Regions from separate parts of the Homo sapiens genome. Here region 1 is linked to region 2. A link is an interaction called in ENCODE POLR2A ChIA-PET data of the cell type or tissue named here. Cell type or tissue: CD4-positive, alpha-beta T cell. All regions are shown on one strand. Each heading gives the region's core, and the rest is flanking DNA. Links, peaks and the distances in the headings are about the cores only.

The links. ChIA-PET counts read pairs that join two places held together with the same protein. Peaks named below come from ENCODE experiments on the same cell type or tissue, not always from the same donor. Only the 100,000 strongest peaks of a DNase experiment are listed, where the experiment ranks them.
Region 1: POLR2A ChIA-PET joins it to region 2 with 5 read pairs; 12 of 35 experiments call an interaction of 5 or more read pairs at or near these places.

The regions. Positions count from the first base shown.
Region 1 is chr17:67,391,748-67,406,935 of GRCh38, reverse strand. The region is part of intron 1 of PITPNC1 (phosphatidylinositol transfer protein cytoplasmic 1); the gene reads right to left. Among named protein-coding and RNA genes, the nearest start is that of PITPNC1, 22 kb to the right of the region's middle. RefSeq lists a silencer at 4,489-4,783 and an enhancer at 14,512-14,561. In CD4-positive, alpha-beta T cell, for the core only: no CTCF peak of the experiment used is centred there; DNase peaks (open chromatin) are centred at 6,525 and 7,995; H3K27ac peaks cover 1,939 bases.
Region 2 is chr17:67,444,232-67,459,419 of GRCh38, reverse strand. The region is part of intron 1 of PITPNC1 (phosphatidylinositol transfer protein cytoplasmic 1); the gene reads right to left. LOC124904046 (a long non-coding RNA gene) reads left to right here and starts at 15,089. Exons shown (of 3, transcript XR_007065881.1): 1 at 15,089-15,168. It also overlaps the pseudogene RN7SL756P. RefSeq lists an enhancer at 13,342-13,900. In CD4-positive, alpha-beta T cell, for the core only: no CTCF peak of the experiment used is centred there; a DNase peak (open chromatin) is centred at 6,479; H3K4me3 peaks cover 718 bases; H3K27ac peaks cover 3,438 bases.

The DNA of each region.
Region 1 (15,188 bases), core at 4,106-8,105, 53 kb after region 2:
TCCGAAATATATATGTATATCCATACAATCAAATATTATTAAGCCATGAGGCCAGGCATGGTGGCTCACACCTGTAATCCCAGCACTTTAGGAGGATGAGGTGGATGGATCACCTGAGGCCAGGAGCTTGAGACCAACCTTGCCAACGTGGTGAAACCCTGCCTCTACTAAAAATACAAAAATTAGCCGGGCATGGTGGCACACATCTGTAATCCCAGCTACTCGGGAGGCTGAGGCAGGAGGATCGCTTGAACCTGGGAGGCGGATGCTGCAGTGGGCTGAGATCGCACCAATGGACTCCAGCCTGCTAGACAGAGCGAGACTTTATCTCAAAAAAAAAAAAACTATATATAATATATACATAATTAAGCCATGAAAAGGAATGAAGTACTTACTGCTTCATGCTGCAACACACACCTTTCATTAAACATTATGCTAAGCAAAAGAAGCCAAACATGAAGGCCATACATTGTGTGATTCCATTTACATGAAATGTCCAGAATAGGCAAATCCATAAGGACAGAAAGTATAGATTAGTAGCTGCCAGTGGTTGGGGAAACAGGGAAATGGGGAGTGACCGCCAATGGATACGAGGTTTCTTTTGGGAGTAGTGAAAATATTCTAGAATTGGCCAAGCAAGGTGACACACACCTGAAATCCAGCTACTCAGGAGGCTGAGGCAGGAGAAATGTTTGAGCCCAGGAGTTCAAGGCTGTAGTGCGTGATGATCGCGCCTGTGAAAAGCCACTGTACTCCAGCCCGGCAACATAGCAAGACCCATTCTCCAAAAAGGGAAAAGAAAATATTCTAGAATTGAATAGTGGTGATGGGTGCATAACCTTAAGAATATACTAAAAACTAGGGATCTGTACATTTGTTTAAAAGAATGAATTTTGTGGCATGTGAATGATATCTCTTTGAAAAGTTACTAGGAAAAAATAGCAAGTTATTGAAGACTAAATCATCTATAATGTCATATGTACAGAAGGTCTGGGATCAGGAAGAGACATATAGAAAATGTTGAACAGGGGCCAGGCATGGTGGCTCACACTTGTAATCCCAGCACTTTGGGAGGCCAAGGCGGGAGGATCACCTGAGCTCAGGAGTTCAAGACCAGCCTGGGCAACATGGCGAAACCCCATCTCTACTAAAAATACAAAAAATTAGCTGAGCGTGGTGGTGCATGCCTGTAATCCCAGCTACTCGGGAGGCTGAGGCAGGAGAATCGCTTGAACCCAGGAGGCAGAAGTTGCAGTAAGCTGAGATCACGACACTACACTCCAGCCTGGGCGACAGAGCGAGACCCTGTCTCAAAAAAAAAAAAAAGAAAGAAAGAAAGAAAGAAAATGTTGAGTAAACTCGTAACATTCTACTTATTAAACGGACGATAGATTTATGGGTAAATTGATTCATACCCGTGCAATATCCAATAAAAAATAAAAATTTTTGAACAGCAATATATTTTTCTTGTTTTTTAAGCCACAATCAACACAAAATTAAATTTGATTTTTTTTTTTTTGAGACAGGGTCTTGCTCTATCACCCAGACTGGAGTACAGTGGCACAATCACAGCTCACTGCAGCCCTGAACTCCCAGGCTCAAATGATCCTCCCACCTCAGCCTCCCCAGTAGATGGGATTACAGTCATGAGCCACTGCGCCTGTCCCTAAATCTGAATTTTTTTTTTTTTAAACGGAGTCTTACTCTGTTGCCCAGGCTGGAATGCAGTGGCACGATCTTGGCTCACTACAACCTCCAACTCCTGGGTTCAAGTGATTCTCATGCCTCAGCCTCCCAAGTAGCTGGGATTACAGGTGTGCGCCATCATGCCTGGCTAATTTTTGTATTTTTAGTAGACACAGGGTTTCACCATGTTGGCCAGGCTAGCCTCGAACTCCTGACCTCAGGTGATCTGCCTGCCTCGGCCTCCCAAAGTGCTGGGATCATAGGCGTGAGTGACGGTGCCTGGCCCTAAATCTGAATTTAAATGACCATAAACTGGTAGTCATCCTCAACGAAGCAACCACCATGTGCAAAGCACTATAAAAGCTCCTATAGGGAGTTAAAAAAAGAGGCAATAACAAACATAATCCTACAAGCAACCCATAATCTACACCATGCCTGGCCACCAGCTCCAGAAAGCCATAAACCAGCTTCCCCATAGAATAATCTTAGCCAAGCTTTTGTCATTCCCAGCAGCAGCTACTAGTTTAAGCAACTCATTTCAAACAATTAAAATATTAAATATGTTTTACTTTGTGCTTCAAAAATATATTTTGAAAATATCTTTCATCTCCCTTTTATAAGTCTGCTTTTAAAGAACTCAGGATGGATGCAGGTTTAGAGCATGCTTGGTGAATTGTAAAGAACTTCTTTACAAGGCTCAGTTTTTCACTTGAAGTCATGTATTTTTAAAGCCCTGACTTAAATGATATCTTTAGATTATCACACATTCTCATCTAGGTTCTATTACATCTGAGTTTCTGAATATTCATATAATGACATCTTAAAGTGCCTGTTTGCAAGACACAGTCTAGATAGACATATTTTTCTAAAAAACAATCAAGGTTTCCCTCAAGATTTATAATAGCTTGAAGGTAATCTAAAATTGTATCTACGTTTCTGGCTTTACAAAAGAATGGCAAATGCAAATAATGTTAACTTGAACAGTCATTTTCCACTGAGAATGTTCATATTCTTAATTTACATTACAGTTTTGAAGATATATGCTCCAGAAATGTTACCATTCCAGTAAATAATTGAGGAACATATCCCCATTTTAGGATATTTAGTATATCGGTACAAATAACTTGACAATGAATTAACATCAACTTCTCTTTGGTTATGCAAAACAAAGGTGTTGTTGGAATGGAATTTGTAGCCAAAAAGCCCAGGGATTTTGTTTGTTTGTTTTGAGATGGAGCCTGGCTCAGTCGCCCAGGCTGGAGAGCAGCGGCGCAATCTCGGCTCACTGCAACCTCCACCTCCCAGGTTCAAGGGATTCTCCTGCCTCAGCCTCCCAAGTAGCTGGGATTACAGGCACCTGCCACCACACACGGCTAATTTTCGTATTTTTAGTGGAGACAGGGTTTCAGGATGTTGGCCAGCCTGGTCTCAAACTCCTGACCTCAGGTGATCCACCCACCTCAGCCTCCCAAAATGCTAGGATTACAGCCGTGAGACATAACGCCAGTCCAAGCCCAGGGTTTACACCCAGCTCTGCCATTAATGATGGGGGTAATTTTGTCAAATCCTCTAAGCCTCAATTTCCACGTCTGTTAAATGAAGATAATAGGATCCACCTTGGAGGATAACTGCAAAATTGAAATGAGATGATTAACACATTGGGCCTGGCCCACTAGAATGTTCCATAAATGTTGGCCCTCTGTGTTCTCCCTTCCCCTTAAAGCAAAGCCTTGGTAAATAAATGTCCACACGGACACATATATAATTATGATTAAATGTTTATACACTAAAAAAGTTGGCTTCACCATTTTCTAAATTTTCTCCTCTGCATACAAAATTATAATCTTAAACTGTTTCTCAAAATATCTAACGAGAACCTTATTTTAAAAATCAAAACAAATGAGGAAGTAGGGAATAGTTCATTTTTAGCCTTATGAATATAATTGAGGGTTTCATTTCTACACCCAAATACCTACTGGTTTCTGCAACAAAGGAAAGCAGTCATGACTTTTTTTTTTTTTTTTTTTTTTTGTAGAGATGAGGTCCACTGTGTTGCCCAGGCTAGTCTCCAACTCCTGGACTAAAGCAATCCTCCCGCCTTGGCCCCTTGGGATTACAGGCACAAGCACTTCACCTGGCCAGACCTATGTTTTATGATTTAGATGTTACTGAAAAGTCAGTGACTTAGAGAAAGACACAAAGGCATGCTTATCACATCTGCCACGAAGCTAAGAAGAACGGTTAATACAGATATAACAGAAGCAAGAATCAAAAACGTGGTCAGGCTAGGCGCGGTGGCTCACGCCTGTAATCCCAGCACTTTGGGAGGCCAAGGTGGGCAGATCACTTGAGGTCAGGCGTTCCGGACTAGTCTGGCCAACATGGTGAAACTCTGTCTCTACTAAAAACACAAAAATTAGCCGGGCATGGTGGTGGGCACCTGTAATCCCAGCTACTTGGGAGGCTGAGGCAGGAGAATCACTTGATCCAGGGAGGGGAAGATTGCAGTGAACAGCGATTGCGCCACTGCACTCCAGCCTGGGCGACAAAGCGAGACTCCAACTCAAAAAACAAACAAACAAACAATAAAAACATGTGGTCAAACTTGAAACTAGTGGATGCCATTCATTGCATTTGTTTCAAAGTCCTATGGTTACGGCTGCTGTGGTATGGCTGCTTGTTTTCGGCAGAACACATACCCACAGGTTAGAGAGACAGCTTTGTCAGGAAATGGCGGAGGGGCGGGGGATGGGGGGTGGAGAAGACCAAGTGTAACTGACCACCTTGTCAGAAGCAGCCAGCAGTTTGATGCGGCTTCTGAAAATGACAGTGCTAGTGTTAAAGCTGAAGTTCCAGTGGTTTCAGCACTGGTCCTCCAATATCTAAGATCAGTAAATAACGGCCCATGGGCCAAATGCAGCCCATAGCCTGTTTTTGTACGCCTCTCCAACTACAAATGGGTTTTGCATTTTTAAATGGTTGGAAAAGAAAAAGCAAAAGGCACATAATATTTCGTGGCATGTGAAAATTTTATGAAATTCAAATTTCAGTGTCCACAAATAAAATGTTACTGGAACACAGCCACGCCTATTCATTTACATGTTGCCCTATGCCTGCTTTCATGTTACGAGGTCAGAGTTGAGTAGTTGCAACAGAGACCTTACGGCTTGCAAGTCTAAAATATTGCTATCTGGCGGTTTGCAGAAAAAGTTAGTTGACCTCTGCTGTAACGCATTGCGTTCAATATTTTCTAAAGGGCAATAAGAAAGAGGAACCACAGGAATGGTGAGGGAGACAAAAGCATTTCATAAATTCAATCTGAAGGAATTGAGAGTAGCAAGCCAGTGGAAGAGAAGATCAAAGGAGAACAATCTAGATTTCTTTTCTTTTCTTTTTTTTTTTTCTTTGAGGTAGAGTCTCACTCTGTCTTCTAGGCTTGAGTGCAGTGGCGCAATCCCGGCTAACTGCAACCTCCGCCTCCTGGGTTCAAACAATTCTCTGCCTCAGCCTCCTGAGTATCTGGGATTACAGGCGCCCACCACCAGGCCCGGCTAATTTTTGTATTTTTAGTGGAGATGGGGTTTCACCATCTTGGCCAGGCTGGTCTTGAACTCCTGACCTCATGATCCACCTGCCTCGGCCTCCCAAAATGCTGGGATTACAGGCATGAGCCACCGCACCCAGCCAACATTATAGATTTCTTTAAATGTTTAAAGAGTCAGCATGTGGAAAGGGCTTGTGTTTGTCACTATAGTGGTAGAAACGATCCTGAAAGCTCTAAGGAGTCAGATACCAACTAAACATGAGAAAGCATCTTCCAACAAATCAAAGTGGAAAATCATAGAGGTTGTATTACCAAAAAGAGCCCACACCCAAGCGATGGCTGGTATTAAGCCCAAAGGCAAGATGATTGCCATCCAAGATTATCATAGAAAGGACTCTTAAGTGGGTAGGAAGTTTAACTGGTTTAATACTCAGGTTCTTTCCGTGATTTTATCTCAAAAGAAAGAAAACTGGCCAGGCGCGGTGGCTCACGCCTGTAATCCCAGCATTTTGGGAGACCAGGGCGGGCGGATCACTTGAGGTCAGGAGTTTGAGACCAGCCTGGCCAATATGGTGAAACCCCGTCTCTACTAAAAATACAAAAATTAGCTGGGTGTGGTGGTGCATGCTTGTAATCCCAGCTACTCGGGAGGCTGAGGCAGGAGAATTGCCTGAACCCGGGAGGTGGAGGTTGCAGTGATGCAGTGAGCCGAGTTGGCACCACCGCACCCCAGCCTGGGTGACATGACAGAGTGAGACACCATCTCCAAAAAAAAACAGAAAGAAAGAAAACAATCATAATTGGCAGGTGAAAGCGTAACGAACAATTTCTGCTACCACATTCACGAAGGATTAGACCCTACAGGGAAATCTACTTTTATTATATATTTATATATGTATTTTATTATATATAGTTATATGTAATAAATATATATCGATTAAAATGGGCATGTTAAAAAGAGGCCTTTCATTTAAATAGAGTACATCAGCTATAAGAAGAATCACATTAGGAAAAGAAGGGTTATTTTTAGAAAGAGGGCTCTGGTTACAAAAAATAAGGAAAGGACATCCACTGCTAAATAAAATGAGCTGAAATCTTTCCTTGTGTTACTACAGGAAATCAGCACGGCACTACTTGAAAGAGGAAAAAAGTCTATATATAAAACGGAAAGGGGGAGGAATGCGTTTTAAAAAAATGCTAAACTATAAACTACAGTTAAGGGCACAGTCATGTGACTTATTTGCACCAGACTTCTTCGCAAAATAGTTTTGCAAATGACTTCCCAAAGCACAGCCACCTGTTAGGCTGTTATTTTGGCCTATTTCCAATGGCAATCTTGTCACCCGAGCAAGAGACACACCACCATAGCAACATAAACATCAGGGTGCTGGAATGAAATTTAAAGTAGCAATTTATAGCCCCTGCAGGGCTGGAAATAAACTAATCCTTAAGCCTTTATGACTATGACACAACATTCCCACTGGGCAAAGTTAGATCCCACGGACATCTCAGGATTTCCCATAGGCCATTTGGAAAGCAGAGACTCCAAAATACCTATGGCACTAGAGGGTCCCCCTAAAATAAAGGCATTTTAAAGTGTGAAACAGTACCTAGCCCATCATGATCACCAGGTGTTTTCACACTCCCCACAAATGGACAATGACCATGACCCCTTGTATTTGCAGAGTAGGCTCCGTATTGCATGAGATCAGCCCCTAATACAGGCCAAAAGAGGGCATTTGACAGTTGAGAAAATTGACAGGTGAGGCCCAGGAAAATGAGTCTTTCTCAATCAAATCATTGATATCACACAGCAAGGACTGACTAGGTCTTCCGTGTCCACACTCTTCCACAGTATTGCACCAACCCCAACTCCGGGCAACTTACAGGTACTTTGGCTCAGGGAGATAAAATGCAAAGGTGTTTCATCAAATGAAAAGGTAGAGTAAAATGAAAGAAAAATCAAGTTTGAAAGTGACTATGCCTGTTTTCAGGGGTAAGTTTTTGCACTGTTGGAATTTGCCATTTGATATTGGAATACATTCTTAAATAAATGTGGTTATGTTATACATCATTTTAATGCACATTCTTTCACTTTTTTTGCTAATGACTTATTACTTGCTGTTTATTTTATTTTAGACTATGGAAATGATGTTAGACAAAAAGCAAATTCAAGCGATTTTCTTATTCGAGTTCAAAATGTGTGGTAAAGCAGCGGAGACAACTCTCAACATCAACAACGCATTTGCCCCCAGGAATGGCTAAAGAATGCACAGTGCAGTAGTGGTTCAAGAAGTTTTTCAAAGGAGACGAGAGCCTTGAAGATGAAGCTAGTGCCCAGCCATTGAAAGTTGACAACGACCAACTGAGAACAACCATCAAAGTTTACCCTCTGACAGGCACAGTGGCTCACGCCTGTAATCCCAGCACTTTGGGAGGCCGAGGTGAGCAGATCACAAGGTCAGGAGTTCGAGACCAGCCTGGCTAACACAGTGAAACCCCGTCTCTACTAAAAATACAAAAATTAGCCGGGCGTGGTGGCATGTGCCTGTAATCCCAGCTACTCGGGAGGCTGAGGCAGGAGAATCGCTTGAACCCAGGAGGCGGAAGTTGCAGTGAGCCGAGATCGCACCACTGCACTCCAGCCTGGGAAACAGAGCGCGACTGCGTCTCAAAAAAAAAAAAAAAAAAAAAAAAGCTGATCCTCTTACAACTACACGAGAAGTTGCCGAAGAACTCTGCGTCAACCACTCTATGGTTACTCGGCCTTTGAAGCAAATTGGAAAGGTGAGAAAGCTTCATAAGTGCATGCCTCATGAGCTGAGCGAAAATCAAAAACATTGTCGTTTTGAAGTGTTGTCTTCCCTTACTCTATGCCACAACAATGAACCATTTCTCGATCGGATTGTGACGTGCAATGAAAAATAGATTTTATACGACAACTGGTGATGATCAGCTCAGTGGTTGGATTGAGAAGAAAATCCAAAGCACTTCCCAAAAGCCAAACTTGCACCAAAAAAAGATCCCGGTCACTGGTGGTCGCTGCTGCTGGTCTGATCCATTACGGCTTTCTGAATCCTGGGGAAACCATTACAGCTGAGAAGTATGCTCAGCAAATCGATGAGATGCACCAAAAACTGCAACTCCTGCAGCCGGCACTGGTCAACAGGAAGGGCCCAATTCTTCTCCACAACACCCAACTGCACGTCGCACAACCAATGCCTAGAAAGTTGAACCAATTGGGCTACAGAGTTTTGCCTCCTCCGCCATATTCACCTGACCTCTTGCCAACCGATTACCACTTCTTCAAGCATCTCGACAACTTTTTATACAGAAAAACGCTTCCACAACCAGCAGGATGAAGAAAAAAATGCTTTCCAAGAGTTCGCTGAATCCCGAAGCACAGATTTTTACATTAAAGGAAAAAACAAACTTATTTCTCATTGGCAAAAATGTGTTGATTATTTTGATTAATAAAGATGTATTTGGGCCTAGTTACAATGATTTAAAATTCATGGTCTGAAACCACAATTACTTTTGCGCCAATACTTGCTATGGGAGGGGATAAATTACCAGGACTTAAAATTTGAACACTTTTTTTTTTTTTTTTTTGGAGACGGAGTCTCGCTCTGTCGCCCAGGCTGGAGTGCAGTGGCGCGATCTCGGCTCACTGCAAGCTCCGCCTCCCGGGTTCACACCATTCTCCTGCCCCAGCCTCTCGAGTAGTTGGGACTACAGGTGCCCGCCACCACGCCCGGCTAATTGTTTGTATTTTTAGTCGAGACAGGGTTTCACCATGTGAGCCAGGATAGTCTCGATTTCCTGACCTCGTGATCGGCCCGCCTCGGCCTCCCAAAGTGCTGGGATTACAGGCGTGAGCCACCGCACCTGGCCTTGAACCCTTTGAAGTATTGATGCAAAAACAAGTGGTCAGCTATGGCCAAATTCGCAATTCAAAAAGATCCAAGAAAGCAAGTTGAACATCCTGATTGGAGATGGGACACACCCAAACGTGTGTCTTGAGGTGGCTGCAAAGTCCTCCGGTCTGAGCCAGTGTAAGCAGGTTTTACCCCAGCCCATGATTTAGAGAGATGTTCAGTGCAGATCCTGAGCTCAGCAGAGAGCAACATAAGCCTGGACTCCAGCCCTAAAATCCCAATCCATTAACCCCCGACGTCATTTCTCCACTGCATCTTTTTACTTTGTTCTTAACTTTTCTCAAAAAGAGAGGTGTGGAAGACCCTCAGGGCAGTTCCTTCTCCAGGTCTAGAGAACAGATTTTTGGCCAGGACAGCACTGAGGTGGCCATTCTGGAGATGAAAAATAGATGAATCCGTGATGAAGCTTCTGTGATACCAGGGATCTGGCTGCTTTTGATCTCAGAACCAGTACTGAACTCTCTCTTTAAAAAAATAAGATGGTCACGGCCAGGCGTGGTGGCTGACGCCTGCAATCTCAGCACTTTGAGAGGCCGAGGCGGGTGGATTACCTGAGGTCAGGAGTTCGAGACCAGCCTGGCCAACATGGAGAAACCCCGTCTATACTAAAAATACAAAAATTAGCCGGGCGTGGTGGCAGGCGCCTGTAATCCCAGCTACTTGGGAGGCTGAGGCAGGAGAATCGCTTGAACCTGGGAGGCAGAGGTTGCAGTGAGCTGAGATCACACCATCGCACTCCAGCCTAGGGGATAAGAGTGAGACTTCGTCTCAAAAAATAAATAAATAAAAATAAATTTAAAAAAATAAGATGGTTGCCAGGTGAAATGGCTTATACCTGTAATCCCAGCACTTTGGGAGGATGAGGCAGGAGGATTCCTTGAGCCCAGGAGTTGAAAAACAGCCTGGGCAACATAGCAAGACCCTGTCTCTAAACTTTTTTTTTTAATTAGCCCAGTGTAGTGGCACACACCTGTGGTCCCAGCTATTCAGGAGGCTGAGGCTTGAGCTCAGGGAGGTGAAGGCTGCAGCGAGCAGTGATTGCACCACTGCACTCCAGTCTGGGCAACAGAGAGACCCCATCTCAAAAAATAAAAATAAGGCCAGGTGTGGTGGCTCACGCCTGTAATCACAGCACTTTGGGAGGCCGAGGCTGGTGGATCACCTGAGGTCAGGAGTTCAAGACCAGCCTGGCCAACATGATGAAACCCCGTCCCTACTAAAATACAAAAATTAGCCAGGTGTGGTGGCCGGTGCCTGTAATCCCAGCTACTTGGGAGGCTAAGGCAGGAGAATTGCTTGAACCTGAGGGCAGAGGTTGCAGTGAGCTGAGATCACGCCACTGCACTCCAGCCTGGGCAACAGAATGAGACTCCATCTCAAAAATAAAGAAAGAAAGAAAAATAAAAATAAAAAATAAGATGGTTTCTGACAAACATAACCTAAATGTAAAAGAAACAACTCCTAGAGAACATGGTCAAAAGGCTGAGCACCTACGTAAATAATGGCTAATTTTAAATTTACTTAACCTTTCCAAAGTGTTTTTCCTGAAAAGGCTTAAGGGGATTATTCCATTTGGACCTCTAATAGCCTAATTACCTTAAAAACACACAAGCACACACAACCACCACCAAGCTCCTTTTCAGACAAATTTTGGCAAAAAGAAAAATCTCAAAGTATGCCCATATCTGCAGTACTATAAGTCATGCTGCTGAAAAGCATAATTACACTCAGCTGTGTCCAAGTTTCCGTCAAACGCAATCCAAAAGAGGTGAACTATTAAGTCCTGAATCTAAAGATTTTTCATTTTGAACATGATGCTTCTTCATGAGCAGCAAAAACATAATATTAAAAAATGAGCATTTGTCATGGCCTTCAATAGCCCAGGGTTTGAGTCTCCAGCCCGCACAGTACAATCTGTACCCCGATGACTAAATGCAATTCTAGTTACCAAACTCCTGGCACTTGGGTGGGGGGGCAGGATTTAAAAAATCACATTTATATCTTTAAACCTATCTCATTTTCACAGTGTTTTTAAGTATTGAGAAAAACCACTTTCATCCACTGCGTCACTTTTATGGAGGCTACAATAATCCCGAATGATGATTCATGTGGGATGTAAGGGCCACATCAGTCTTTTCATCAGCACCAGCATCACTGTTATTATTTTAAGTCAGGGAAAACTCAGCAAAATGTTCTTGATGGAGGGCCACGCCACCAGGGAACTAACTATAGGAAATTTACACATTTCAGAAGACATGCTCCTCAGCTCAAGCACAGACTTCTCTAGTGATAACCCCTGTTTTCAAAACTACCTGTCCAGGCCAGGTGTGGTGGCTCTCACCTGTAATCCCAGCATTTTGGGAGGCCAAGACAGGAGGATTGCTTGAGGCTAAGAGTTCGAGACCAGCCTGGGCAATGTAACAAGACACCTCCCCGCCCATCTCTACAAAAAGAAAAAAATTAGCCAGACATGGTGGTGCAGACCCGTTGTCCTAGCTACTCAGGAGGATAGCATGAGCCCAGAAGTGTGAGGCTACAATGAGTCATGATGGTGCCTGGGCAACAGAGTGGGACCCTATCTCTAAAAAAAAAAAAAAGAAAAAACCTGTCCAGATAAGCAGGTGATTACAGATCCCTTTTCTCAGCCATCTATCCAGTGATGTTTTTCTACTTTAGTTGCTAATTACCAGTTTAATAAGAGCGTTGTTTTCTATAACTTTTAAAATATATACATAAATAGATATGGGGTCTCACTATGTTGGCCAGGCTGTTCTTGAACTTCTAGGCTCAGTGATCCTCCTACCTCATCCTCCCAAAGTGTTGAGATTATAGGTATGAGCCACTGCTCCTGGCAACCTTTTTTTTTTTTCCTCGAGACGGGGTCTCACTCTGTTGCCCAGGCTAGAGTGCAGTGGCACAATCTCGGCTCACTGCAAGCTCCGCCTCCCGGGTTCACACCATTCTTCTATCTCAGCCTCCCCAAGTAGCTGGGACTACAGGCGCCCGCCACCACGCCTGGCTAATATTTTGTATTTTTAGTCGAGACGGGGTTTAGCCAGGATGGTCTCGATCTCCTGACCTCATGATCCACCCGCCTCGGCCTCCCAAAGTGCTGGGATTACAGGCGTGAGCCACCGTGCCCGGCCTTAACTGTGTAACATTTTCATTCTTGTCAGTTCTCCTAGTGATGTCTACAAATAGAGCTTTCAACTCCCTATAGCCAATGACCTGGGCTTTATTAGATTTTATAGTACAATGGTCCTGCCACTTTCAAGTAGCAGTTTGTCATGAACACTATCCAAGAAAGTATCTAGAAAAATGTTGGTCTTCAGAGTTTCAATCCAATCTGAGAAGCATTTTCCTACTAGGGAGAAAAGGTGTTTATTTAACCCTTACTGTTACCAAAACATTACACATTTACAACACAAAGGTTAAAGAAGGCCAGGCTTGGTGGCTCATGCCTGTAATCCCAGCACTTTAGGAGGTTAAGGCGGGAGGATCACTTGAGCCTAGGAGTTTGAGACCAGCCTGGGCCACATAACCAGACCCTCATCTCTTCTGTGATACTGGGGATTTGGCTGCTTTTGATCTAAGAATCAGTACTAAACTCCCTCTTTAAAAAATAAGATGGGTCGGGCATGGTGGCTCACGCTTGTAATCTCAGCACTTTGGGAAGCTGAGATGGGTGGATCATGAGGTCAGGAGTTTGAGAACAGCCTGGTCAATGTGGTGAGGCCCCATCTCTGTGAAAAATACAAAAATTAGGCGGGTGTGGTGGCGGGTGCCTGTTCAGTTTCAGCTACTCGCGAGGCTGAGGCAGAAGAAAAAAGAAAATGTTACACGGTTAACTTATTCATACGCCATTACACTGACTTAAGTTATATTTTTCTCTTGAGTTAAACATTTCTAAAATCCCAAAAAATAAGCTAACATTTTAACTGGTCTTCCTTACTCAGAAAAGGGGTCTAAATAATGTCTATTTCTACCTGCTACAGCACTGTCTTTAGTCAAATATTCTGTCTTCTACCTTAAGAGAACACTGGTCAGTGCCAACCCTGCTTCTTTGAAATGCTTCTAAAGTCAGTATATTTCTGCTTTAGTAAGTATTTCTGTTAAATGATGATACAGTAATATTTCTAAATTAAAATTGCCAAGTATTTCGCTGGCTGCAAAAGTGAAGGTCACTGAGTCATTAATGCCACCCAAATACAGATATGCGTCCATGTTGTCATTTTCTTCCTTTGACAGAGGGCAGAATTCAGAAAAAAATTCTTATGAGCTTCCATTAAAGTTTATTGGGTTTATTTCAAGAAACGATGAATGAGTTTAATGATAAGTAATAACCAATTAAAAAAAAAAACCTGATCAGATACCTAGAGTAGTCAAATTCACAGAGACAGAAAGTAGGATGGTGGTTGCCAGGGGCTTTGGGGTAGGGAGAAATAGGGATTTAGGGTTAAATGGATACAGAGTTTCAATTCTGCAAGATGAAAACTGTTCTGAAGATGGGCGGTGGTGATGGCTGGACAACAATGTAAGTGTACCCAATTCTACTGAAACTGTACACTCGAAAAGTTTTAAGATGGCAAATGTTATGTGTATATTTTTAACACATTTTTCTGCTTTTTTTTTTTTTTTGAGGTGGAGTCTTGCTCTGTAGCCCAGGCTGGAGTGCAGTGGTGCGATCTTGACTCACCACAACCTCTGCCTCCCAGGTTCAAGCGATTCTCCTGCCTCAGCCTCCTGAGTAGCTGGGGTCACAGGCGTGCACCACCATGCCCGGCTAACTTTTCTGTATTTTTAGTAGAGATGGGGTTTCACCATGTTGGCCAACTCCTGACCATGGTTTCCAACTCCTGACCTCAAGTAATCCGCCTGCCTTGGCCTCCCGAAGTGCTAGGATTACAGGTGTAAGCCACTGCACCCAGCCATTTTAACACATTTTTTAAAAAACAATAAACATTAATAAAAAACTCACCAGGATATACACATCCAGTGAAGTGCAGTCCTCTTCAAATAGTTCCTTTTAGGTGACAATATGTTTATTTCAATAGTGCTGATACAAAGCAAAACATCTTTGACTCTCCCCTGGGGAATCTAGGGCAGGTTTAGGGGTGCTTTTTTTCATTGTTTTTAACATTCCTGATCATTTTGAATTTTGAAAAGTCTTTTAGAGTTCCAATTTCAAAATAATAATCGTGTTAAATTTTAAAATATTTATTTTAGCCAAGCGCAGCGGCTCACACCTATAATCCCAGCACTTTGGGAGGCCAAGGCTGGTAGATCACTTGAGCTCGGGAGTTTGAGACCAGCCTGGGCAACATGGCGAGACCCCGGTCTCTTTAAAAAAAATTATTTTAGTCCACATGCAGTGTGACTATAAAAGAATAATGTTAATCTCCCTGTGTGATTTAGAAACTGGATCTGGAGGCACTGCTAGTAAAAGTGAGCTGGGGGTTTCCAAGGCGCAGCCATCTTGGATGGAAGGGTAAATCTATAACTCTGAATAGTACACTCTGATCATTTTTAATACCTTCCAATTTGCTTACCTCCACCGGAAGAATTTTAAGTTTTCAACTAAATGTGCCAAAGACATGATGGTATCGCTTGTGTGTTCCCATCATTTTCAGATACTAATTTTGAGAAACTCACAGGTGCTCATGAACTAACATCTCTGCTGATGATGCCTATGAAAGCCAAAGGTTTTTACTGCCATTAAAAGGAATAATTTCCAAGAGTGTAGGGGTGGTTCTCTTTTTAGAGCACGAAATACAAAAGTTATTTTCGAAGAGGAATATGATTCATTTATCAGAGTTAAACTGAAGAATGTCACTTGGTTTAATACTTAAGTAAAATGGATCATTTGATGGGAGATAAAATTTCTGGACCACTTTCTTCTCTTACTGGGACAGAACATCTACCTTTCCCTAATTATTTCCTTTGATAATCCTGAAGGGTTATTTAATCTCTAAGAAATTGGATTTTTTGGCCCGGTGCGGTGGCTCACTCCTGTAATCCCA
Region 2 (15,188 bases), core at 4,036-8,035:
GAGGCTGGGCACGGTGGCTCACGCCTGTAATCCCAACACTTTGGGAGGCCTAGGCGGGGCGGATCACCTGAGGTCAGGAGTTCAAGACCAGCCTGGCCAACATGGTGAAACCCCTTCTCTACTAAAAATACAAAATTAGCTGGATGTGGTGGCCCACACCTGTAATCCCAGCTACTCGGGAGGCTGAGGCAGGAGAATCGCTTGAACCTGGCAGGCGGAGGATGCAGTGAGCCAAGATCAAGCCATTGCACTCCAGCCTGGGCGACAAGAGCAAAACTCAGTCTCAAAAAAAAAAAAAAAAAAAAAGAAAAAGAAAAAAAAAAGCCCCAAAGAGAGTTAGGATCTTCAAAGAAATACTTCCCAGTGAAAAGAAAGACTAGGGGGAAAAATCATCCCCTGGTACAGGGGTCTAGGAGAACAATTTTGTGTTCTTGGGTTCTAAGTGAAAAAAACCTCTCCCCTGAAAAATGGATATCCCAAACCTGAGCCTTAAGCGGGGTGATCCAGGCCGTTCTAAACTAAGAAATTAACAGAAATATTGGCCCCAAGGCAGTGACACTCCTGAGATCTCTAGAAGAAGCAATGCAAATTGTTCTGAGCAATGCTAATTGTTCTGAAGGAGCCTCACTATCAGACCATGTAAGATTCCCACGGAAAAAAAATAACCCCCACTAAAGGTTAGTTTAGAGGAAAATTAAAAATTAGAATACACCATAAGCAGAAAACAGCAAATACAACAAACAAGATTATTAGAGCTCCAGGGAACTTGGAATGATAAAACTACAATTTGAAAGAGGGAGTACAATGTAAGTGTGCTTTAGACTGTTAAAGACAAAAAATGAGAAACTAAAACCCTGAGAAGAATATACTGGGAAAAAAGTAAGAGTCAGATGTGAAAACAAGCCAAATGGTACTTTTAGAAATAAATATTATAATTTTAAAATGCAATAGATAGATTAAATAGTAGATTAGACAGAAATGAAGAGAGAATTCAGTAAAATGGAAGACAGATCTGAGGAAATTACCCAAAGAGCATTAGAGAGGTCAATGAGGCATAAAAGAATAACTAAGGGCATAGAGAGCACAATGAGAAGGTCCATATGCATCTAATACAAGATTCAGATGATGAAAACAGAGATACGGTGTTAGTTTGGGTCCTCCAAGAAGCAGATGCTGAGACGAGATGTTGGGAAAAACACCTGTGAAGGAAAAAGAGGAGGAAGCAGGAGGAGGCAGGGAGAGCCTTCAGACCATGGTGTAGGTATGATGGAGAGAGAAGAAAGGAGTACTGGGTAGGAAGAGACTCAGAGTGAGACGCAGATGTAAGAAAGTTTGGTCACACTGATGGGGAGTCCAGGAGCCAATGTCATCCATGAAAGGATCCTACCTCCTGCAGCAGTGGGCCAGCACTGGTACCCCTGTCATATTCTGCCATCAGCTGGGAGCAGCCCAGGAGAAGCGTGAGTGAATCTGAGACATGGCCTCTGGGGCTCAGTCAACTATGCTTCCTCCAGCAAGACAACCGAGCAGCATGATTTTATGGCTGCCCCAGTGAAGGAGAAGCAACATTTTAAAAGATAATAGTTAAGGACTTACCAGAATTGTAAAAGTCATGAATTCTCCGTGTAAAGAATACCAAGTTCTAAGCAGAATAAATAAAAATGAATCCATGCACACAGGACTGAGGCTCCAGAATTTCAAAGACAAAGAGGAAGCCTAAAGAACAGCCAGATAGCCAGCGTGGTGGCTCCTGCCTGTAATCGCAGCACTTTAGGAGGCCCAGGCGGGCGGATCATGAGGTCAGGAGATCAAGACCATCCTGGCTAACACGGTGAAACCCCGTCTCTACTAAAAATACAAAAAAAATTAGCTGGGCCTGGTGGCAGGCGCCTGTAGTCCCAGCTACACGGGAGGCTGAGGCAGAAGAATGGCTTGAACCTGGGAGGCGGAGCTTGCAGTGAGCCAAGATTGCACCACTGCACTCCAGCATGGGCCGAATGAGCGAGACTCCGTCTCAAAAAACAAAAAACAAAAAACAAAAAACAAAAAACAGCCAGAGAGATATGGCAGATTACCTACAAAGGAAGAGCAATCAGACAGAAGACTTCTCAGTAACAAATGAGAGCTGAGCAGGGTTTGGCGGCACGAGACTATAGTCCCAGCAACTTCAGAGGCTGAGGAGGGAGGATCGTTTCAGCTCAGGAGGTCTGGGCTGTAGTGCACTATTCCAAACAGGTATCCACACTAGGTTTGGCATCAATATGGTGATCTCCCAGGATCAGGGGACCACCAGGCTGCCTAAGGAGGGGTGAAGTGATAGCCCAAGTCAAAACTCCTGTGCTGATCAGTAGTGGCCACTGCACTCCAGCCTGGCCAACATAGTGAGACCCCATTTCCAAATAAATAAGAAAAAAGAGGGTTGAGAAGTTGAGAAAACAAATGAGGAAAAGAAAAGTTGAGAAGACAAAGAAATACTATCTTCAGAGGGTTGAGGGGAGATTCTATACTAAGCTAAAAGAGAGTCATTGAAAGATGAGGACAAAGAAGCTGTTTTTAAACAAGAACTAAGTACATTCACAGGCTCTTACTAAAATGCACTAAAGTATATATTTTCAGAAAATAAAATGTGTACATAAAAGAGTACTTAGAAAGACGAGTAAAGACCCTAGTAAATAAAAATATATACAGTTTGGGCTGCACAAAACAACAAAAATAACAGTGAATAAAATACAAAATACAATAAAATACCAAAAAAGGAGAAATTAAAACACTAAATAAGAAAAAAACTGGGTGGGGGAGGTGATAGGGTAATTTCTGACTGCTATTTAAGTATACACATTGAATATTTTTAGGATAACAAAGCTAGTAGAGAGAAAAAGAGAAAACCTGGTAAAACTCAATTCAGTAGGAGACAGGAAATGGAGAAAAAACAGAAAAAGTATGGGAAATAGAAAGCATGAAATAAGACAAATAATTCAAAAAACATCAACAATTGCTATAAATGCAAACAGACTGAAATAGCTGGTTAAAAAACAGGTTATTAATAGCTGGTTTAAAAACCCAGACTCGAGATTTTTTTCTTAATTTAGCTATAAGCTATTTACAAGAGGCCCATCTAAAATACAACAACATACAAAACTTAAAAGTAGAGACATTAGAAAACATGTACCAGACAGAAACTGACCAAAAAGGGGAAGAAGACTGGAAGGGCTATATTAATATCAGTAAAAGCCTAAGGTAAAAGCATCATTAGGATCAACTGGTTCTTTACAGCCCACTTACTGGTTCTTAAGAATTAGACAAGTTACTTAAAGTTTTTGAGCCAGTTTCCTCACTTGTAAAATGGGATGATAATAATAGACTTGTTTTTGAATCTGGAATGTGTTTTTTAAAAGTAACAAATGCAAATACAGCAAAATGTTAACACCGATTTAATCTTTCTGCTGGGTACATAAGTGTACGTTTCATTATTATCTGTACATGTTTTATATATTTGAATTGTTTTTAAAATAAGAATGTTTTAATTTTTTAAGTTCACAAACCCAGTAACCAAGTAAAAATATAAGAGGGGCATTGAAACAACAGTGCTCCATACATCATCTGGGAATGACTAACTATACAACTTTCCTAGGAGACAACTTTGCAAGATACACCAAAGCTTTAAAAATGTAGATACCCAGCTGGGAGCGGTGGCTCACGTCTGTAATCCCAGCATTTTGGAAGGCCGAGGCAGGTGGATCACTTGAGGTCAGCAGTTCGAGACCAGTCTGGCCAACATGGTGAAACCCCATCTCTACTAAAAATACAAAAAAAACAAAAAAAAACAAAAAAAACTAGCTGGGCATGGTGGTGCGCACCTGTAACCTCAGCTACTCTGGCGCTGAGGCAGGAGAATCGCTTGAACCCAGGAGTCGGAAGTTGCAGTGAGCCGGGATTGCATCACTGCACTCCAGAGCGAGAGTCTGTCTCAAAATAAATAAATAAATAAAAATGTAGATACCCTGTCACCCAGTGATTAAATTTTGTAATTTATCCCAAGGAATGAATCAAGAGATGTGTATAAGCATGTATGTACCAGGTTATTGCTGAGTTCAGTCTAATGGTGAAAAATTCAAAACAGCATTAATGTTGTTGGAAATTGCTTTAGTAAATTTTAACACAGTATAACAGAATAGTATGTGGCCATTAAAATTCAGGTTATAGAAGAATATTAATGACAAGCATTGCATATTAATAGGTGAAAAAGATACAAAGCAGTATGCATAGTATGGGCTTGGGTTTTACTTTGAAATATGTGTAGGCTGGGTACAGAGGCTCACACCTGTTAACCCAGCACTTTGGAAAGCCAAAGCAGGAGGATCACTTGAGCTCAGGAGTTCAAGACCAGCCTGGGCAACATAGCAAGACCCCATCTCTACAAAAAATAATAAAAATTAGCCAGGCCTGGTGGCATGCAGCTGTAGTCCCAGCTACTCAGGGGGCTGAAGTGGGAGGATTGCTTGAGCCCTGGAGGTGGAGGCTGCAGTGAGCTGTGATTGCACCAGTGCACTCCAGCCTGGGTGACACAGTGAGACCCTGACTCAAAAAAAAAAAAAAAAAGGAAAATAAAAAATAATGAAATATGTGTATTATGTACACAATTGTCTGGAAGGCTATGGGGCAACATACTACTCATGAAACGTCTCTGGATGGTGGAGATTCTGAATGGCTTTTGTTTTATTGTGCTTTTTTGTGTTTTCCAAGTTTTCTGCAGTGAACATATGGTGCTTTGCAATTAGGAAAAAAGCAATCATCGTTTCTAAAGTAAACGGCAATAATTCAAGTTCATACTCCAATGCAGGGTCCACAAACTATATCCTGCAGGCCCTGCCACCCGTTTTCATACTGCCCATGACTTAAGAATGGTTTTACATTTTTAAATGGTTGAAAAAAAATCAAAAGAAGAATAAAAAGTATAATATGTCATTCTAAATCTTTGTGTTTAATCTATACAGCAACTCTGTGAAATAGGTACTATTATTCATTTTATAGATCAGGAAACCAAAGCTTTTAGATGGGTTATGTAAGTAGTGAAAGATCACATAGTTAATAAGTTGTTGAGCTGGAATTCAGACCCCAGAGTCTTACCCTAGAGCCTGTCCTCTTTTGGGTTTTGTTTTTTTTTTTTTGAGAACGGAGTCTTGCTCTGTGTCCCAGGCTATAGTGCAGTGGCACAATCTTGGCTCACTGCAACCTCTGCCTCCCGTGTTCAAGCGATTCTCCTGCCTCAGCCTCCCAAGTAGCTGGGATTACAGGTGCCCGCCACCAGGCCCAGGTAATTTTTGTATTTTTAGTAGAGACGGGGTTTCACCATGTTGGCCAGGGTGGTCTCCAACTCCTGACCTCAGGCGATCTGCCCGCCTTGGCCTCCCAAAATGCTGGCGATTACCGACGTGAGCCACCACGCCCAGCCCGAGCCTGTACTCTTAATGTGCTTCCCCCATGTGAAAAGTTCCCCAACAAATCAAGGGCAAATCAAGCCAGTACATTCTGGTGAATTCTCAGGAGGGAAGACCACTGCATATCAGAGAAGCTTTGTAGAAGAATGAGGCCACATTTCTACCATGATGATAGGAAACATTAACTCTGAACTTCCAATTAAGCAAAATGTTTTCCTCCCTCAAATAATTCAATTCTTCTCATTAGCAGACTTGTGTTACAGAAAATCGTACCCCATTACTATGTTTGGAGTTTCATCGATAAAAATTCATGGAAATTTGTTTTGTCTGTCGTTATGTAAGCACCTCCACAACGTCGCTGATGTTTTCTCTTGGCCCACAAAGCCTGACATATTTGTTTACTCTCTTTACAGAAAATGTTTGCAGACCCCTGCTCTAATTAACACAAAGAAAGAGGGCAGAGGGGAGTGGCAGGCGGTCACGGTATTGATGAGAATAATTCCCCACACCTGGAACTACAGAGTAGCCAATAACCCAGCTGGTTCTCTCCCAAGCTGCTCCACAAGCTCTTAGTCATTTCGAGATTGAGTTTCTTTCCTCCTCCTGCTCTGTCTATATTTTCTCCATTACCTCTCACCAAGGGGTAAGCAAAGCAAAGGAAAAAAAAGTAAAACTTAGTTCACTCAAGTTTAATACTACTTAGAAACTGACAAAAGGGAAGAGATTTGACTGGTACCTCATCTTTTGAGTTGATTCACCACTGTTTTCTGTTACCTAAAATATTTGAAAATTGGCCACTCCTACAAAGTATCAGTTTGCTCATTCACTCAACAAACCCTAAGCATTTTCCATGTACCCTGCCCCCGGACACAATACTGGATCAATCAGCTAGACAGAGTAGCTCACAGGTGAGCAGAAGCTTTATATATATAACAGCACAACACAACATGTTCTATAATGGAAAGCAGTTTTAAAAGAGTACAGGAAATGCAAAGTAAAACCACAGTGAGATACCACCACACACTCATTAGAATCGCTACAAACAAAAGACGGATAATACCAAGTACTGACAAGGATGTGGCAAACCCAAAACGCTCATATGTTGCTAGTGAGAGTAAAAAAATGCAAGAACTACTTTGGAAAACAGCCTGGCAATTTCTTTATAAGTTAAACATAAGTTTAATATAAGACCCAGTGGCCAGGCCCAGTGGCTCACGCCTGTAATCACAACACTTTGGGAGGCCGAGGTGGGTGGATCATGAGGAGTTCGTGACCATCCTGGCCAACATGGTGAAACCCTGTCTCTACTAAAAATACAAAAATTAGCTGGGCGTGGTGGCGCACGCCTGTAGTCCCAGCTACTTGGGAGGCTGAGGCAGGTGAATCACTTGAACCCAGGAGGAGGAGGTTGCAGTGACTCCAGCCTGGCGACAGAGTGAGACTCCATCTCAAAAAAAAAAAAAAACCCCAGCAATTCCACTCCTTAAAGTATCTTCCCAAGAGGAACGAAAGCACATGTCCATCCAAGAATTGTATACAAATGATCACAGCAGCAATATTCACAGTAGCCCCGAATTAGAAACAAATCTCTATCAACTGGTGATGAATAAACAAAATGTGGTACATCCCTATAATGGAATGCTATTAGCAGTAAAACAAGAACCAGCTATTGGCCAGGCATGATGGCTCCCGCCTGTAGTCCCAGCACTTTGGGAGGCTGAGGCAGGCAGACTGCTTGAGCTCAGGAGTTCGAGACTAGCCTGGGAAACATAGTGAGACCCCCGTCTATACAAAACAAAAATACAAAAATTAGCCAGGTGTGGTGGCATGTGCCTGTAGTCCCAGCTACTCAGGAGGATGACGTTGGGAGGATCACTTGAGCCCAGGAGGTGGAGGCTGCAGTGAACTGTGATTGCACTCTAGCCTGGGTGATCACAGTGAGACCCTATCTCAAAAAACAACAACAAAAAAAAAACCCAACCACTGATGCATTCAACAACACGAATGAACTCAAAAACTTTATGTTGAGTAAAAGAAGCCAGTCTCGGCCAGGCGTGGTGGCTCAGGCCTGTAATCCCAGCACTTTGGGAGGCCGAGGTGTGCGGATCACGAGGTCAGGAGATTGAGACCATCCTGGCTAGCATGGTGAAACTCCATCTCTACTAAAAATACAAAAATTAGCCAGGCGTGATGTGGGCACCTGTAGTGCCCGCTACCCTGGAGGCTGAGGCAGGAGAATGGCATGAACCCGGGAGGCGGAGATTGCAGTGAGCCGAGATCGCGCCACTGCACTCCAGCCTGGGCGACAGAGCGAGACTCTGTCTCAAAAAAAAACAAAACAAAAAAAAAAAAGGTCAGTCTCAAAGGACTACATGTTGTATAATTTTTATACGAAATTACTAGAAAAGACAAAACTATAGAGACGTAAATCACATCACTAGTTGCCGGGGATCAGGGTAAGAGCAAGAACTGACCACAAACAGGCAAGGAGGATGTTTAGGGGGGAATGGAAAGTTCTAAAACTGGACTGCGGTGATGGCTGCACAGATGTATGGATTTACTAAAACTTAAGAGCTTTTGTTGTTTTACTGAAACTTATTCATTTTACACTTAAGATAGGTGAGTTTATCATGTGCAAAAAAGAATTTTTAGCCAGGCACGGTGGCTCACACCTGTAATCTTAGCAGTCTGGGAGGCCAAGGTGGGTGGATCACCTGAGGTCAGGAGATCGAGACCAGCCTGGTCAACATGGCAAAACCCCGTCTCTACTAAAAATACAAATATTAGCTGGGTGTGATGGCGCGCGCGTGTAGTCCCAGCTACTCAGGAGGCTGAGGCAGGAGAATTGCTTGAACCCAGGAGGCGGAAGTTGCAGTGAGCCAAGATCGTGCCACTGCACTCCAGCCTGAGTGACAAGAGTGAAACTCTGTCTCAAAAAAAGGAAAAGAAATTAGATTCTGATATGGGCTACAGCTGAACCTTGAAAACATGCTAAGAAAAAGACGCCAGATACAGAAGAACACATAATATTGATTCTACTTTTATGAGGTACCTAGAATAGGCCAATTCATAGAGGCAGAACATAGGATAAAGGTTACCAGAGGGTGGGGGAAGGGGACATTGGGGAGTTAGTGTTTAATGGGTGGAATTTCTATTTGGAATGATGAAAAAGTTCTGAAAGTGAACAGTGATGATGGTTGCCCAGCATTGTGAAAATACTTAATGCCACTAAATTGTACAATTTACAATGCTTAAAATGGGCCGAGCATGGTGGCTCACACCTTCCCAGCACTCTGGGAGTCTGATGCGGGTGGATCACTTGAGCCCAGGAATTTGAGACCAGCCTGGGCAACACAGCGAAAATCTCGTCTCTACTAAAACTACAACAAATTAGTGGGCACGGTGGTGTGCGCCTGTAGTCCCAGCTACTCGAGAGGCTGAGGTGGGAGGATCGCTTGAGCCGGAGAGGGTGAGGCTGCAGTGAATTGTGATCACACCACTGCACTCCAGCCTGGGTGACAGAGCAAGGCTTCGTCTTCAAAAAAAAGAAACTTAAAATGGTAAATTTTTATCTTATACGTATTTTACTACAGCTTTTTTTTTTTTAACGAAGTCTCCCGTGCACCTTCAGGAGGAAGAGGGGCCTGTGACTTGCCTGTGGGCTCACTTTCAGGTGGCTATTTCTTCATCAGTTGAGTTCTTAACTGTCTCTAATTGATAGCAATTGAAGAAAACGCAGTTTGCATTCACACAGCCCATTGTCCAAATGCCTAAAGACATTAATTTGAAAAATACTGCAAGATTCATGAAACTGATTCTAAATTTACTTCTAAATCATAAGAGCAAACCTGAAATGTGGTTTTAATTGGGTTTACAGGAAGTATAAGTGTTGTTTATGTGACTTGTTCTTCTGTTTAACTGTTGGTAATCACTGGCTACTGCGCTTATCTCATTGCCAGACAGACAAGCAGTTAAGTAATTAAAATATTCAAAATCTGGCTCAGTGGCTCACCCCTGTAATTCCAACATTTTGGGAGGCCAAGGCAGAAGGATCGCTTGAGGCCAAGAGTTCAAGACCAGCCTGAGCAACATAGTGAGACCCCCATCTCTGCAAAAAGAATTTTTTTAAAATCTGAGCTAACAGAAAAAGAGTTTGTTTCCAATGCTTTCATTTTAACACTAACTGTGATAGAGGCATCAAAGAATTAACCTTTTAAAAGATAAATTAGCTTTCGTATTTGACTGTTTGGACAGCTAGCTGTATATGACAACTTTTTGTCCTTTTTCTCCACCCCAAAACAGAGAAACTTGTTGAGTTTCAATTCTCCGAGATGTCTAGATTCTAACGTTGAAGTTCTCATACAAGCAAAACCTCCCAGCAATGGTACATGTCTTGTCAAGGTAAAGACAGAAGATTTTTTTCTTTGCTATCTGTCAAGAAAATAAAAGGGTGTGCCTATTACTTTAAGTAACATTTTCTTTTTCCTTTAATGAAAAGTGTTATGCTTATTCCAGTGGCAGTTTAACAAGGAATCTCGGGTCGTCAGCAAGGCTTCAAAATAGGTGATTAGAACACTACAGGCTGATAGACTCCAAATTAAATTGACAATACCCAATCTAAGCTTCAAAAGATGTGTGTATCGGCACCACCATCAAAAGCAATTCTCTGAGTCACGTTTAACTTCTCCCAAACTCTGAGCCTTTCCAACTAGAACACGGAAAAGGAAAGAAATGCAAGATAAGGCACTTTGCTGTGTCACTCCTTAGAAAGTCAGAGAAAATTAAATAAGTACAACCAAATGGATTTATTGCTTGGGTGACGATCTTCAAGTGACAGGGAAAAAGAATAAGAAAATAAAAATGTTAGCACTGAATAAGGAGCAGAACAATAAATACTTAGAAGATCAATGTACCTGGCTGAGCATGCTGGCTCATGCCTATAATCCCAGCATTTTGGGAGGCCGAGGCGGGAGGATTGCCTGAGGTCAGGAGTTCGAGAGCAGTTCGGCCAACATGGCAAAACCCCGTCTCTATTAAAAATACAAAAATTAGCCAGGCATGGTTGCATGCAACTGTTATCCCAGCTACTGGGGAGGCTGAGGCAGGAGAACCACTTGAACCCGGGAGGCGGAGGAGATCGTGCCACTGCACTCCAGCCTGGGTGACAGAGCAAGACCCCATCTCAAACAAACAAACAAATAAACAAGAAAGATTGATGTACCTGCCTCTCCAGCCTAGTAAGTATGGCCTAGGTAAGTATGGTGATTTTGACTGTGGAAGGTGAGAAAGAACTTTGCACCAGAAGATAAGAGCCCACAGGAAAGACTGGAAGCACTGGACTCTGACAGAAGAGAATGGTCCAGTGGTTCTAGAGGGGTTCTAGAGAATGGTCCAGTGGAGCGGAGAAACGGAGGTGAGATTAATCAAGGTAGAGACCAAGATAAAGCATGAAGCACCCCCAACGGCAGGTTCATGAACGAGGACCACCAAGCGGTTTTCTAGGCTGCAGCTACATGCCAGCGAAGAAGTCTCTGCACCCTCTCCTGCAAGTCAGGGAAGCTGCCCCAGTTCTCAGAGCACCTGGTTCCAGGTGATCAAATCACTTTCCTCTGGGTAGAAGAACCCCCACATCCACACACTCAGTGACACATAAAGACTGTGACCAAAAGCAAATGAAAACACCTAAATTAAGCCCCCAAAATCATTTAAAATAAGGCTTTATAGAAAAGTCATGCAGCCGGGCGCAGTGGCTCATGCCTGTAATCCCAGCACTTTGGGAGGCCAAGGCGGGCGGATCACCTGAGGTCAGAAGTTCGACACCAGCCTGACCAGCATGGAGAAACCCCTGTCTCTACTAAAAATACCAACATTAGCCTGGTGTGGTGGTGTGCGCCTTTAATCCCAGCTACTCCGGAGGCTGAAGCAGGAGAATCGCTGGAACCTGGGAGGTGGAGGTTGCAGTAAGCTGAGATCGCACCACTGCACTCCAGCCTGGGCGACAGAGCAAGACCCCATCTGAAAGAAAGAAAGAAGGAAGGAAGGAAGGAGAAAGAAAGAGAGAGACAGAGAGAGAAAGAAAGAAAGAAAGAGATAGCTGGGATCCCAGAGACAGAGAGAGAAAGAAAGAAAGAAAGAGATAGCTGGGATCCCAGGTAAAAATTTCAGGAAATAAACACCTTCAAAGCAGGGGTTTGTCCCTTCATAGTATCAAAGACAACAAAACAGGCTTCCACCATTCCAAGGACTGTCGCGTAAGACCTCTGCTGACTCCAAGCAGGGATGGCACCATGTCCGAGGCACCAAAAAAGAGACCCAGGATGGGCGTGGTGGCTCAGGCCTGAAATCCCAGCACTTTGGGAGTCTGAGGTGGGAGGATCACTTGGGCCCAGGAGTTTGAGAACAGCCTGGGCAAGATGGTGAGACCCCTGCCTCTACAAAAAAATTTTAAAATTATCTGGGCGTGGTGGTACATGCCTGTAGTCAGCTATAATTGTACCACTGCACTCCAGCCTGGGAGACTCCATTAAAAAAGAGAGAGAGACCCGGAGCTAGTGAGGGAGACAGGGTTTATTGAGGACTTACATAAGGGGCATTCCAGGGGCAGCAGGCTGGACAGGAGAACCACTGCTGTTTGTACTAAGCATGCAGTTTATATTGTGTTTTTCACTTAGCACCCTCCCACCTAGCAACCTCCATTTAACCCAAAGCAAAGGGCCTCCATCCCCTAGGTGGCCTGCATTCCAAGGAACGAGCTAGGGGTTCGGATGTCTGTCATAGATAAGGAGTGAATCTCCAGGTTGGCCACTCTCCGATTCCTTAGCTTGGAAGTCCAAACACACATTCTTCTTAGATCCTAGGGTCATTCTTTTTTTTTTTTTTTTTTTTTTTTTTTGAGACAGAGTCTCACTCTATGGCCCAGGCTGGAGTGCAGTGGCACAATCTTGGCTTACTGCAACCTCCACCTCCTGGGTTCAAGCGATTCTCCTGCCTCAGCCTCCCCAGTAGCTGCGATTACAGGTGCCCGCCACCATACTTGGCTAATTTTTGTATTTTTAGTAGAGATGGGGTTTCACCATGTTGCCCAAGCTGGTCTCAAAGTCCTGACCTCAAGTAATCCACCCACCTCGGCCTCCCAAAGTGCTGGGATTACAGGCGTGAGCCACCACGCCTGGCCAACCTTAGGGTCATTCTTAGGATGTGCTTCGGTTATGGCTGTCAGGTGCATCTGCCATACAAGGCCCCAGATCCACCATTCAAAAACCCACCATTCAATGGACCCAGAGAGGCTTATTCTGCTGGGGACTTGGGGTGCAGGAGTTTTGAAACCTGCACAAATAGTCAACCCTCCCTTTACAAACACTAAAGTATCTCTCTTTGTCCTCCTAAGAGATTCTGGGATGGCAAGACAACAATAGGCTCACTCTGTTCTATTTCTCGTAGCATAAATTAAAAAAAAAAAAACCTTAATGAGGAAAGAAATTATTTTTGTACCATACTCCTAATGCTCAATGTCTGTGGGTTATCCTGGTGAAGCTGGCATATTCTTTTATTTTCCTTTTTTTTTTTCTGAAAACAGAAGAATTTCTTCCTTCTTTAGGCAGAAAGGACTGCAGCAAAAGAATCGGTTGTACCTTAATTTTAGAAAGTCCTGAAGAGGCAGGTCAAGAAACCAATACGGAGCACACTACCACTTGTGACCTCAGGACATGCGCACACAGAGAAGAATCAGTCAAAGAAGGCTGGGTGTGGTGGCTCACGCCTGTAATCCTAGCACTTTGGGAGGCCGAGGCGGGTGGATCATGAAGTCAAGAGATCGAGACCATCCTGGCCAACATGGTGAAACCCCGTCTGTACCAAAAATACAAAAATTAGCTGGGCATGGTGGCGCACGCCTGTAATCCCAGCTACTTGGGAGGCTGAGGCAGGAGAATTGCCTGAACCCGGGAGGCAGAGGTTGCAGTGAGCCGAGATTGTGCCACTGCACTCCAGCCTGGGCGACAGAGTGAGATTCTGTCTCAAAAAAAACCAAAAAAAATACAAAAAAAACAGCCAAAGATACCTAGAGTCTGATTGGAACTTCTGGAGCAATTTAAGCCCTATGCTCCAAATGCCTAAAGAATGGCCTCTATTTATGCACAGTTCAAAAGACCTCATTGCATCAGAAGGCAGCTTCCTGAATGAGATTGCCGCTAATTCTCTCAGCAGGAGAAATCCACTCCCATGAATAACAAAGTTTCGCTCTGTTATTCATAATAAGGATTAAACCCAGTGGGATAAAATGTACAGTTGCCAGGTCATCTTGGGGTAGGGCTGAGTATGGAAAACATGAGTTCTCATTTCTCCCCAACTAACGAATGCCTGGTAGTTGGTGCAGGTAACAGTTTCTTTAAATGCACCTGTCACAATTCCTTTTGCTACTAAAGGAGAAATTAGTTAACAAGGAAAGTACATTGAGAGACAGAACTAAAGCGCTCTACAGAAATATTACCACTGGCCTTTACTCCATGTCACAAGTGTGAATGCAACCCTTCAAAATAATACCTAGTTACTGTTGGGGCTCAGAAAGCGGTATCCCAAAATATGGCGCTTTGACATGCTGAATTGAGGAAGAAGCCTCAATGTATCTCTGATCTTCCTCCCTTTCCCATCATTTCTGTCCTCCCAAAACACAGAATAAAAGTTATTCTCTGGAGTTCCCTTATCTGCCTAACGTCTAGACCTGGCAAAAAAGAAAACAATCACCTCTGATCCATTCCCTCCCTGAGTTTTCATTAACTGAACCCATATCACAGGGCAAAACACTGAAGTCGGTCAACACACCTGGAAAGATTTTTGTCACAAACCATTGTCTGCCCAAACAGACTTTGTCCCAAGCCATTGTATGTTCTTCAAGCTCATTGAATTCCCCTAAAAATCATCTGTTACCTCCCTAAAATCATCCACACTTCCCCATCTCCTTTTCCCCTAAAAAAAACAAGACATATAAACATCTGTACCCCACTAGGATATGGGTAATCACTCTGTGTTCCTCCCTCCTCCCACAGCGCACACTAATACACTTATATACCTTGCCTTCTTTTTTTTTGAGACCGAGTCTCGCTCTGTCGCCCAGGCTGGAGTGCAGTGGTGCGATCTTGGCTCACTGCAACCTCCGCCTCCTGGGTTCAAGAGATTCTCCTGCCTCAGCCTCCCGAGTAGCTGGGATTACAGGCACATGCCACCACGCTCGGCTAATTTTTGTATTTTTAGTAGAGACAGGGTTTCACCATGTTGGCCAGGCTGATCTCGAACTCCTGACCTTGGGCGATCCTCCTGCCTCAACTTCCCAAAGTGCTGGGATTACAGGCGTGGGCCACCGCGCCTGGCCAGCCTTCTCTTCTATTAATCTGCTTTTTGTCAGTTGATTTTTCAGCAAACCTTCAGGGGACAAAGGCAAAGTTTTTTCCTTAGCCCTTGCATTACATAAAACTAAAAGAGTCTCCAGTCTGTCCCATTGCCCAAAGGCTGCCTCTCTGTCCCAGGCCTAGATTTTCCTCTGCTCACCCCCCTCCGCCACCCAGTCCCCACTCCAGATAAAACAATCTGCTCACCACATGTTGGACACATGATTTACAGCTTCCTACTTACAGACTTTCTCTGCCAAAATCCGTATTCCTCCTTCATAACTTGCTTCCAAGAGCTTCCCCGTGATCTCGGCCTATTGTGATCTCTTCTTTCCACCAGGTTCATGGTGAGTTTGCAATCAATTAC